2 separate regions of the Homo sapiens genome follow, and region 2 is linked to region 1. A link is a loop called in an ENCODE intact Hi-C map of the cell type or tissue named here. Cell type or tissue: OCI-LY7. All regions are shown on one strand. Each heading gives the region's core, and the rest is flanking DNA. Links, peaks and the distances in the headings are about the cores only.

Evidence for each region. A loop is a pair of places that touch in the nucleus more often than their neighbours do. Peaks named below come from ENCODE experiments on the same cell type or tissue, not always from the same donor. Only the 100,000 strongest peaks of a DNase experiment are listed, where the experiment ranks them.
Region 2: it touches region 1 in a loop (2.8-fold over the local background); 11 of 110 quality-filtered maps call a loop at or near these places.

The regions. Positions count from the first base shown.
Region 1 is chr15:72,040,065-72,045,785 of GRCh38, reverse strand. MYO9A (myosin IXA) reads left to right here. Exons shown (of 42, transcript NM_006901.4): 2 at 1-62. It also overlaps the pseudogene EIF5A2P1 and the pseudogene RNU2-65P. Among named protein-coding and RNA genes, the nearest start is that of MYO9A-AS1, 50 kb to the right of the region's middle. In OCI-LY7, for the core only: CTCF peaks have their summits at 2,525 and 2,724; no DNase peak of the experiment used is centred there.
Region 2 is chr15:72,140,126-72,145,485 of GRCh38, reverse strand. It overlaps SENP8 (SUMO peptidase family member, NEDD8 specific), which reads right to left. Exons shown (of 2, transcript NM_145204.4): 2 at 1,794-5,360. The coding sequence ends at 5,224. Among named protein-coding and RNA genes, the nearest start is that of SENP8, 24 kb to the right of the region's middle. RefSeq lists an enhancer at 3,624-3,713. In OCI-LY7, for the core only: no CTCF peak of the experiment used is centred there; no DNase peak of the experiment used is centred there; H3K27ac peaks cover 840 bases.

The sequences.
Region 1 (5,721 bases), core at 365-5,364:
GTCAGAAAGGATTTGCCAGTGGAGTAGAACAGATTATTCTTGGAGCTGGACCAGTACTTGAGGTAAATATATAGAAATCTTATTTTTGATTTTAATTTTGATTTTTATCCTTTGAGGTGGGGGGGTGTACCATTCCTGGAGGTACTGCAATACCAGGTCGATGTGTGGAGTAGATCAAGCAAGATACTGTTCCATCTCCCAGCTCCAAAAACTCATTTAGGGCTGGGCGCAATGGCTCATGCCTGTAATCCCAGCACTTTGGGAGGCCTAGGTGGGTGGATCACCTGAGGTCAGGAGTTCCAGACCAGCCTGACCAACATGGAGAAACCTGTCTCTACTAAAAATACAAAAAAAATTAGCCAGGCGTGGTGGTGCATGCCTGTAATCCTAGCTACTCGGGAGGCTGAGGCAGGAGAATTGTTTGAACCTGGGAGGCAGAGGTTGTGGTGAGCTGAGATCATGCCATTGCACTCTAGCCTGGGCAACAAGAGCGAAAATCCATCTCAAAAAAAAAAAAAATTGTCTTTGGATAGAAGACATTTCAGATATTAAACTATAAAAACATAACTGTACTTGATCTTAGCCAAAAGGCTGAGAAGCTATAGAAATACTGTTCTTGCTATTCTGGGCACACTGCCTGCAGCGTAGCCCTGCTCTACAAGGAGCAGCAATTTAAAAAAAAAGAAAGAAAAATACTGTTCCTATTCTTAAACATATCTTTAAAAAATATTTGATAGATGTGAGAAGATGAAGTAAAACTAAATAGAAGTGTAGACATTATTTTTAGTAACCAAGAGGACCTGGAAGATGGGAACGCAAAAAAGGTGGTGTGGAAGATTGAAGAGTGTGACAGTGGTAATTTTTTTTTTTTAAAGAGAATGTCTTTGGGTCATTAATGATGCAAAGAAAGAGATGACTGTAGTCATTGTATATCCCCCTATAAGGGGAGAAAGCAGAGTCAGGTCGTGTCTAACTGCATTGTGATGGTTGGTGAAAATATTTTTGCTGATATATTTGTATTTCTGCAAGCTTAACAGCTGTGCCTAGCATCGAAACTTGTAATAATGTAGAGAATATGGGAAAAATGTTTAGTTGTGGGATGTTTTACAAGTAATACCATCCAATGTCAAAAGGAAAGATAATACAGAAGGACAAGTACTCCACAGTCTCACTTATATGTGGAATTTGAAAAAGTTGAATGCATAGAAACAGAGCAAAGTGGTAGTTACTAAAGGCTGTGAGGATTGGAGAGATGTTGGTTGTAGGACACAAATTTTTTAGTTATATAGGAGGAATAAGGTCAAGGGATCTATTGTACTTCATGATGACTGTGGTAAGTAACAATACATTATATACTTGAAAATTTCTTTTTTTTTTTTTTTGAGACAATTTTGCTCTTCTTGCCAGGCTGGAGTGCAATGGTGCGGTCTCGGCTCACCGCAGCCTCTGCCTCCCAGGTTCAAGGGATTCTCCTGCCTCGGCCTCCTGAGTAGCTGGGATTACAGGCATGTGCCACCACACCCAGCTAATTTTGTATTTTTAGTAGAGTAGGGGTTTCTCCATGTTGGTCAGGCTGGTCTTGAACTCCCAACCTCAGGTGATCCACCTGCCTTGGCTTCCCAAAGTGCTGGGATTACAGGCATGAGCCATCGCCCCCAGCCTATACGTGAACATTTCCAAGAGAAGATTTTAATTAGTCTCATTACAAAAAATGATAAGTATTGTGAGGTAATGCATACATTAAGTAGGTTGATTTTGCCATTCTACACTGCAGACATATATGAAAACATCATGTTATACACCATAAATATATGCGGTTTTTGCTTGCCAATTTAAAAAAAAAAAAAAAAAAGGAAAGGGAATATAGTGTTTGTTTTAGACCTGAAAGGAAAAGGTAATATTACTTTGTTGTCTTTTTAAAAGATATTTTGTAGGTATAATTGAAATACAGTAAACTGCGTATATTTAAAGTGTATAACATGATAAACTTTGACATGTATATACCCATGAAACCACCACCACAGTCAAGAACATATCCATTATCCCCAGAGTTTCCTCATACCTCTTTGTAATCCCTCTTTCACGCTCCTCTCAGCCCACCCATATATGGGAAACCAGTTAAGTGCTTTCTGTCACTGTAGATTAGTATGCATTTTCTACCATTTTATATAAATGGAACCACATAGTATGTACCCTTTTATATTTGGCTTCTCCCACTTGGTATAATTATTTTGAGATTTATCCATGTTGTTGCATATGTCGATAATACATTCCTTTTTGTTGCTAAGGTAATAGTATTCCATGGGATATCACAATTTTTTAGATCTGTTCACTCATTGATGGATATATGGGTTGTTTTTAATTTTTGGCTATTACATTCAAGTTTATGTAGACATATGCATTTTTTTCTCTTCAGTAAATATCTAGCAATGTAATGACTAGATCAGATGATAAGTATGTGTTTAACTTTTTATTAAGTTCTTTAATTTCTCTTGGCAGTATTTTATAGTTATTAGTGTACAGGTCTTTTACATCTTTGGTAAGATTTATCTCTCAATATTTTTGAGGATGTTATTATAAATGGTGTTCTACAATTTTCAATTGTTTGTTGCTAGTATATAGATATACAGTTGATAGTTACACGTTGACCTTATCTTCTGCAACCTGGCTAGACTTAAATATTAGTGCCATTAACCTTTTTTTTTTGTTTGTTTTTTGAGACAAGGTCTCCCTCTATTGCCCAGGCTGGAGTGTAGTGGTGTCATCATAGCTCACTGCAGCCTCGATCTCCAGGCTCGAGTGATCCTCTCACGTTAGCCTCCTGAGTAGCTGGCACTATCAGCCTGTGTTGCTGTGCTCGGCTGTGTTTTTTTTTAATTTTTAGTAGAGACGAGGTCTCACTATGTTGCCTAGGCGGGCTGGTCCTGAACTCCTGAGCTCAAGTGATTCTCCTGTCTTGGCCTCCTAAAGTGCTGGGATAACAGGCATGAGTCACCACACCTGCCCACCCCTGCAACAGCTTTTTTATAGATTCCATTGGATTTTTCATATAGTCAGTCATGTCTGTGAATAAAAAGTTTTTCTTACTTTCCAGTTTGGATGTCTTTTTTTTTTTTTCTTGCTTGATTTCACTGGCTACTCCAGTATAATGTTGAGTAGAGGTGGTTGAAAGCAACATCCTTGTCTCGTTTCTGATCTTAGGGGAAAACATTTAGTCTTTAGCCATTAAGTTATAATGATAGCTGTTGGTTTTTTGTAAATTCTCTGTCACATTGAGCTTGATCCCTTCTGTTCCTAGCTTGTTTAGAGCTTTTTTTCAGGAATGGATGTCAAAATTCATTCTGTCAAGTGTTATTTCTGTGTCTTATTGAGATGATTATATTTTAAACTTTGTTAATGTGAATTACATCATGAGGGACATTGTTTTCTTTCTCATTAAAAAAATTTTTTTTGAGAGTGGATCCCACAGTGTTGCCCAGGCTGGTCTCAATCTCCTGGGCTTCAATGGTTCTCCTGCTTCAGCCTTCCAAATAGTTGAGATTATAGGCATGCACCATCATGCCTAACATTGTTTTCCTGAATGTCTTTTTTTTTTTTTTTTTGCATTCTATCTTGCACCATCATGCCTAACATTGTTTTCTTTAATGTCTTTTTTTTTTGCATTCAATCTTTTGCATTGATAGAATTATCAAGTCTCATAGGATGAATTGGGAAGTCTTTTCTCCTCGTATTTTTGGAAGAGTTGTGTAGAACTGGTTTTTTTTTTTTTTACTGTCAGTGTTGGAATTCATTAATGAAACCATCTGGACCTGGTGTTTTTTATGGGAGAATTTTAAACAAGGTTTCAATTTTAAAAGTAGATATAGAGTTATTCATGTGATTATTATTATTACTGTTTTTTTTTTTTTAGTAAGCTTTGGTAGTTTGTGTCTTTCAAGAAACTTGCTTAATCTAAGTTATCATATTTATTCTCATAAAGTTTTATATAATATTCCCTTATTGGCAACTGCTGTGGCTGCCACCGCTGCCACCGGCTCTGCAGCTGTAGGGGACCTGTGCAGGTACGCAGGTGAAAGGAGCTCTTTGCCTGCTGAAAGTTCCCACGGAAAAACTACCATCTCCCCAGCTCACCATGGTGTACGAAATTGATTTAACTACTGGAGATGCTGGGGCTTCCAGCACTCACCCTATGCAGTGCTCAACCTTGCGGAAAAGTGACTTCATGATGTTCAAAGGACAACCATGCAAAATAGTGAAGATGTTAACTTCCAAAACTGGAAAACTTGGTCATGCCAAGGTTCACCTTGTTGGAATTGCTGTTTTCATGGGAAAAAAAGAAGAAGAAGATATTTGTCCTTCTGTTCACAACGTGGATGTTCCAAATATTCAGAGACATGATTATCAACTGATATGCATTCAAGATAGTTGCCTTTCCCTGCCGACAGAAGCTGATGAAGTTCCTGAGGATCTTAAACTGCCAGAAAGTGAACTAGGCAAATAAATACAAGGAAAATACAACGCAGGTGAAGATGTACAGGTGTCTGTCATGTGTGCAATGAGTGAAGAATATGCTGTAGCCATAAAACCCTGCAAATAAATGGGAGCCTCAACCTCCCTGGCTTAAGCAATTCTCCCACCTCAGCCTCCCAAATAGGTGGGATTATAGGCATGTACCACCACACCTGGCTAATTTTTGTATTTTTTGTAGAGATGGAGTTTTACCATGTTGCCCAGGCTGGTCTTGAGCTCCCAGGCTCAAGCGATCCACCTGCTTTGGCTTCCCAAAGTGCTAGAATTACAAGCTTTTAAAGTTTTTAGTATGATCTCTGAGGTCATTGATTTTAGATCATTCTTTTCTAATATATTTATTTAGTGCTGTAAATTCTTTCCTAGGTACTGCTTGTACTGCTATCCCACAAATTCTGACATATTGTGTTTTCATTTTTATTTAGTTTAAAACATTTGATAATTTCCCTTTTGATTTCTTTTTTTGTGACTTATTCTTTATTTTTTTGTTTCCTGCTGGTAAGCCATAATTATATAATCATTGTAGAAAGAAATGTATAAAATATTGTTGTAGAAAATACCGGGTTCTTCGGGAGGCAAAGGTTGCAGTGAGCCAATATCATGCCATTGCACTCCAGTCTGGTCAACAGAGCGAGACTCCGTCTCAAAAAAACGGAAAATACTGGGTTCTTGTCACACGACCAGGAAAGATTAGGCTCGCAGACACATAGAAGGGTGAGGAGTAAAATTAATGAATGAAAAGGAAAAACAATTCAGGAAAGTGAGATGAGGTCCTCCTAACAGGCTGTTCACCTCACTAATTTGATCCCAAGTCTTCACACAGAAACAGGAGAGGCCAGGCTCCTCCCCCCTGCAAATGGCATAGACTTCACAAGTCTTCACCCTGTCTTCCTGGTATGCAGGTCAGTTGGAGATTCTCCTGGAACCTTTTGTTACTTGCCTGTCTCATTCTCCCCTCTAAAGAAGTGCATCTAAGTGCCATTAGAATAAGGATAAGGATGAGGATGAAGACCAATTTTAACTGCCTCCTGCTGACGGGGCACTGTTTTGGAAAAACAGCAGTCAGATCTTCCTAGAGGCCTATCTACGGGCTCCCAGCAAAAGTGGCCGTTGTCCGAGGCTCCTAGTTGGATGACTATTTGGAGCTTGATGGCCCAGGCAGGGCTATGTTCTGACATATTCCTGTGTCCATGC
Region 2 (5,360 bases), core at 361-5,360, 100 kb before region 1:
TGCCACTGCAATCCCGCCTGGGAGACAGAGCGAGACTCCATCTCAAAAAATAAAATAAAACAAAATAAAATAAAATAAACAGTAAAGGTAGGGGAGATTTTACACACTTAAATGCTGATGGAAAGGAGGCAATAGAGAGAAACTGATGGTGATGATGTGTGTAAATTGTTTGCAGGATATCCCTGTGCAGATGGAGGGTTAGCCTTAGCTCTGAGGTCACTCTGTAATAGAAATAAGTGAAGAAGGTGCCAAAACGGGCAGATATAGGTAGGCTTGTAGACCTGGCGTCAGGGAAGTTGAAGGAGTTCATGTCTGACAGCTTCTATTTTCTCTCTAAAGTAGGAGTGAGGGTGGAGGTGAGCATTGTCCAGGTTTGAGGAATGAAGACTGAGATAGCAGCTGTGAGGAGCTGAAGCAGGAGCTGGCTAGGGAAGCAAAGCCTACTGTAGAAAACCTTGCCTGAGCCTGCATCATGGAGAAAGGGTTTTCTTCTAAATACAAGTTGCTTGGTTTTGGTACACGGAGGACAAAGATCCCGGAAACAGCCTTTGTCTTTTAATGCAAACTGCAGGATGTAAGATTTTTTCCAGAGTAATGATAATTCTTCCCTACTGCTGACACTGAAGACGACTATCACTTCGTTTGACACTCTGAGATGTTAGTTTTTCCCTACATAAGAAAATTTAAGTGTATTCAGAACTTGATTTTTCCGCCAGGCACGGTGGTTCACGCCTCTAATCCCAGCACTTTGGGAGGCTGAGGTGGGCAGATCACTTGAGGCCTGGAGTTCAAGACCAGCCTGGCCAATGTGGAGAAATCCCATCTCTACTGAAAATACAAAAATTAGCTGGGTGTGATGGCGGGCACCTGTAGTCCCAGCTACTCAGGAGGCTGAGGCAGGAGAACTGGTTGAGCCCTGGAGGCGGATGTTGCAGAGAGCCAAGATCACACCACTGAACTCCAGCCTGGGCGACAGAGTGAGACTCCATCTCAAAGTGGAATTTCAGCCTCATATTGGAACTTAGTGACCAATTTTGCCACTATTGTGCAGGGCATCTTTGCTTAGTCCCATTTATTTGATGCAATTCCTTTAAGCCCTCTTTTTTGGAGATTCCCCACGCTGCTGCTCTTGTTCAACTTCCCGTCTTTCATATACATGTAATATTAAAGGTAATTTAACACAGGACATAAAATGTAGGGTTTTTTTTTTTTTTTTTTGAGATGATGGAGTCTCGCTCTGTTGCCCAGGCTGGAGTGCAATGGCACGATCTCAGCTCACTGCAAGCTCCGCCTCCCGGGTTCACGCCATTCTCCTGTCTCAACCTCCCGAGTAGGTGGGACTACAAGGTGCCCACCACCACACCCAGCTAACTTCTTTTTGTATTTTTCGTAGAGACAGGGTTTCACCATGTTAGCCAGGATGGTCTGGATCTCCCGACCTCGTGATCTGCTCGCCTCGGCCTCCCAAAGTGCTGGGACTACAGGCGTGAGCCACTGCGCCCGGCCAATGTAGGGCTTTTAAGGTGCCCTAAACCAGCAGAGCAGTATAAGGAGCTGATCCAGATATGACTTAATATATAAAACCAAGCCAGTTATATAGGTCCTGCTGCCTAGCAGTTAATTCAGATGACAATTTCTCACTATTAGTTTCTGTAACATACCAGCTGAATATATGAAATTTAGAAACTGAGGCTAGACTACATTTAAAATGTTCAAGTGTGAAGTTCTTGCCATTTTCTAGGACAGGGAGAAAGGAATAGGTGGAAAAAGTGTGAGACGAGATGGAGGCCACGTGACTGAGCTTCTGAGTTTATTTATAAAATGAGAATAACAGTACCTGTTGAAACATGAGAACATAAGAATTAATGAGATTATATATTTCTATAGAACCTCAAAAATGTACAAGTTACTTTATATATATGGTAATATATATAATGATGCATATATAATATGCAAGGTACTTGTGTAATATGTGTGCATAAAGTACCCTGCACATTACAGAGTGATAAAAAGGTTAGTTGTTGCTATTCACCATCCTTGAATAAGTTTCTCTTTTGTACATAACAGTAATTATCAGCCATTTTTTACACAGCTGTTTAGCTGCATAGCAATATAAAACTAAGTTTTCAAACTTGTTGTTAGTCTTAAAATGGAACTGAGTAGGACAGAAGGAAAACAAGGTTTATTTTGTAGATGAGACTACTGAATCTGACAGACCCTGGATTTGACATTCATGCTCTAACACCATAGCATGTACATTTCTGTAAATACTTTTTTTTTTTTTTTTGAGATAAGAGTCTCGCTCTGTTGCCTAGGCTGGAGTGCAGTGGCACAATCTCAGCTCACTGCAACCTCCGCCTCCCAGGTTCAAGTGATTCTCCTGCCTCAGCCTGCTGAGTAGCTGGGATTACAGGCGCCCACCTACCATGCCCGGCTAATTTTTGTATTTTTAGTAGAGACGGGGTTTCGCCATGTTGGCCAGGCTGGTCTTGAACTCCTGACCTCAGGTGATCTGCCTGCCTTGGCCTCCCAAAGTCCTGGGATTACAGGCATGAGCCATTGCGCCCGGCCTGCCCCATGTAACTGAGAAATTCTACTTGGTCATTTCAATGGAATGTGTTATTAAAACATACGGTCAATATGCATATTGTAAAATTATAGTATAGTCAAAATAATTAGGTACATATCAGAAACATAATCCACTTTATCTGATCTGGTTAGGACCAGCGCTTGTGAACTTCAACATATACCTTGCCAAATGGTTGAAATATTTGTGTTTTAAACACTATTACATAGGAAACCCACTGATACTTATATTTTCTACAACCATTTATAGCTGGGTTTATATATGGTAACTTTTCTGAATTCCATATTGAGACACGGGTTGGACAAGTGTGACTATACTTACCGGGCAATACAACAGGATATCTGAAAGCAGGTTAGTTCAGTTTGATAATTGCTTAGCCCAGTTTTGAAAAACCTGCCTTCCTTTTGAATATTTTGATTAATTTTGCAGAATAGATCCTTTTGACTCTAAGAGAGAAGGGAACGCAATACCAGCAAAAGATTTTTTCCTATTTTGTGTCATGTAACATGAATGGTATGTGGTCAAGCAGGTGTGTAACTTACCGGGTACTATAGTATCCAGTGAAATACAAGTCAATTCTTAAATTCTCCTGCAATTTATAATGCTAACATTTACAAATGACATACTCAAAATTTCATAGGAGGACACTAATCTGTGGCACAGTCCAATCAGGCTAATGCATTTGGAAAATGCATTTTTTATATATATGTAGATAGATTACATATACATGTCTATACGTGTGTATATATATTTTTCTATATATATTTAAAAGACTAGTGTAGTTTAAAAATTTACTTATAAATTTACTTATAAGATGAATCGTAGGGAGTTAGGAAAGATTGCTTTCATATGCTTTAATTCTCAGATTGAAGATACTCTGATATTTAAATAAACATACTTTGCATTGTCAGAAAGATAACTTTTCCCAGAGAGGATTTGACTTTAATAGTCTAGATTAGCTGCCTAAGTCAACAGTCACTGAAATAACATTGTTTTCTTATCTTTATCTACACTTGTGGCCTATCATCAGTGACCTTTGTCACTTCTCTTGCTGTCCCTCCCTCTGTATTTCACCTCTATGGATGACTGCCAGTTCCTAATCTTTTTCCTAGCCCCATCTTCCATTAGGACTGGTTTTTATCCAAAATGTACCGACTTGAAATGGAAACTTTTTTTGATAGCTTTCTCTTTGACTTTTAGTTTCAGCTCCTGCTCACTCAGGCCTGCTATGTAACCTGTACTTATTTACCCTTACTGTGTTTTCCCTTCTCGGCTAAAAGGAACCAAGTTACTTTCTCTGTGGTCACTGAGTGGTGAGGTTATTTTGGGCCATGAGGGCTGGGGGCAGGGTTAGGCTGGGGAGGTAGCTGAAATAAGTTTCATGGCTGAAGCTCATCTTTGGTTTTCAAGTCTCATAGGCCTTGCAATCTAATTCTCATTAGGAATAGAATTAATTTGTGTACCTAACATGTCATCTGGTTGTTTACTATTTGAAACAACTGAAACACATCAGTGCTTCTGGAGGGATAGTATTTCGTTCTACTCTTGGTTCCACATTTTACAAATTACATTCCCTGCATTTTTAATTAAGTAAAAGGGCTGAGAAAGGTCACTTTTCTTCCTTTATATTTAAAAAACAAACCAACTCTAAGTCTGTTAAGTTTCAGATACAAAAATCATCCTGAAATTACCATGACATAACTAAAAACAATTCTGCCAGAATTAAGGACAGAGAGGAAAACCTATAACTATCAGGAAGAACAAATGTTTATCTGAAACAACAGGTAACCTTGGGAAGGTATCAACTATGAATTTTAGAACCAAAGAACTTTGGATATAAGGAGGAAGTGTGTGCATGGCTAATAGACAAGGCAGAGAAAAGCAGTTATTAATCCAGAGTAGCAAGTCTACCCAATCAGTGAGCAAACTGAGAGGTCCACCAGACATTAATTTTAATGAGGTTACTCAAGATTTCCCCTTTCTTCAAGCATTCCAGGAATCAGATGGAGGAAGATAGGGTAACATCATCTTTATCAAATATTTGCAAACATTATATAGATAGCTGGAAAAGCCTGTGCATGGTGAATGGAAGAGATGTCACATAAAACCGAATAACTGAGTCTCATAATATTTAGGTCTTGAATGAAGTTAGGCCTTGATCTGCTTCCAGCCAGTTGATCTCTTAATTATGTAGGCTGTGCAACAAGTTTTTGGTTCTGTTTTATAGTTTTCTTCTCTGCATTCCTCTAGATTTAATATATTCTTGATTTGTTTTACAGATCACTGCTTTTCCTCCAGAATAAGCCAATGTGGATAAGGGAGACCAAAGGAAATTAATTATATACCAATAAGAAAAGTCTTACGTAAACCCTGTGTGTAATAAATGTTCAAATAAGTTGGTTGTAAGGTTTTGGTGTACAATTTCAAGATATTTTCACAGAACATATTGCTCCCCAGTCAGGGTTAAAGTGAAACGTTCCATGGGGATAATGCAGAGGATGATATTCTTTCAGGAAAAAGAGTATTAAGCTTTCCTCTACTAGGCATCTTCCCTCAGGCACTGAGATTGCAGCCATCCAACAAATGGGGAAGGGCAGAAAGAGGAGCCTTCAAAAGTCGCAAATATACTTCAATAGCTACTTTTTAGCAAGTGTGGTAATGAGATCTTTCCATTCTCCCCTCTTCTTTGTGATGTATGCAGGGGTGAGTAGCTGCAGCAGTGATTCTGTCTGTTGCCTAAAGAAGTTCTGACACAAGGCCTCAGTGTTACATA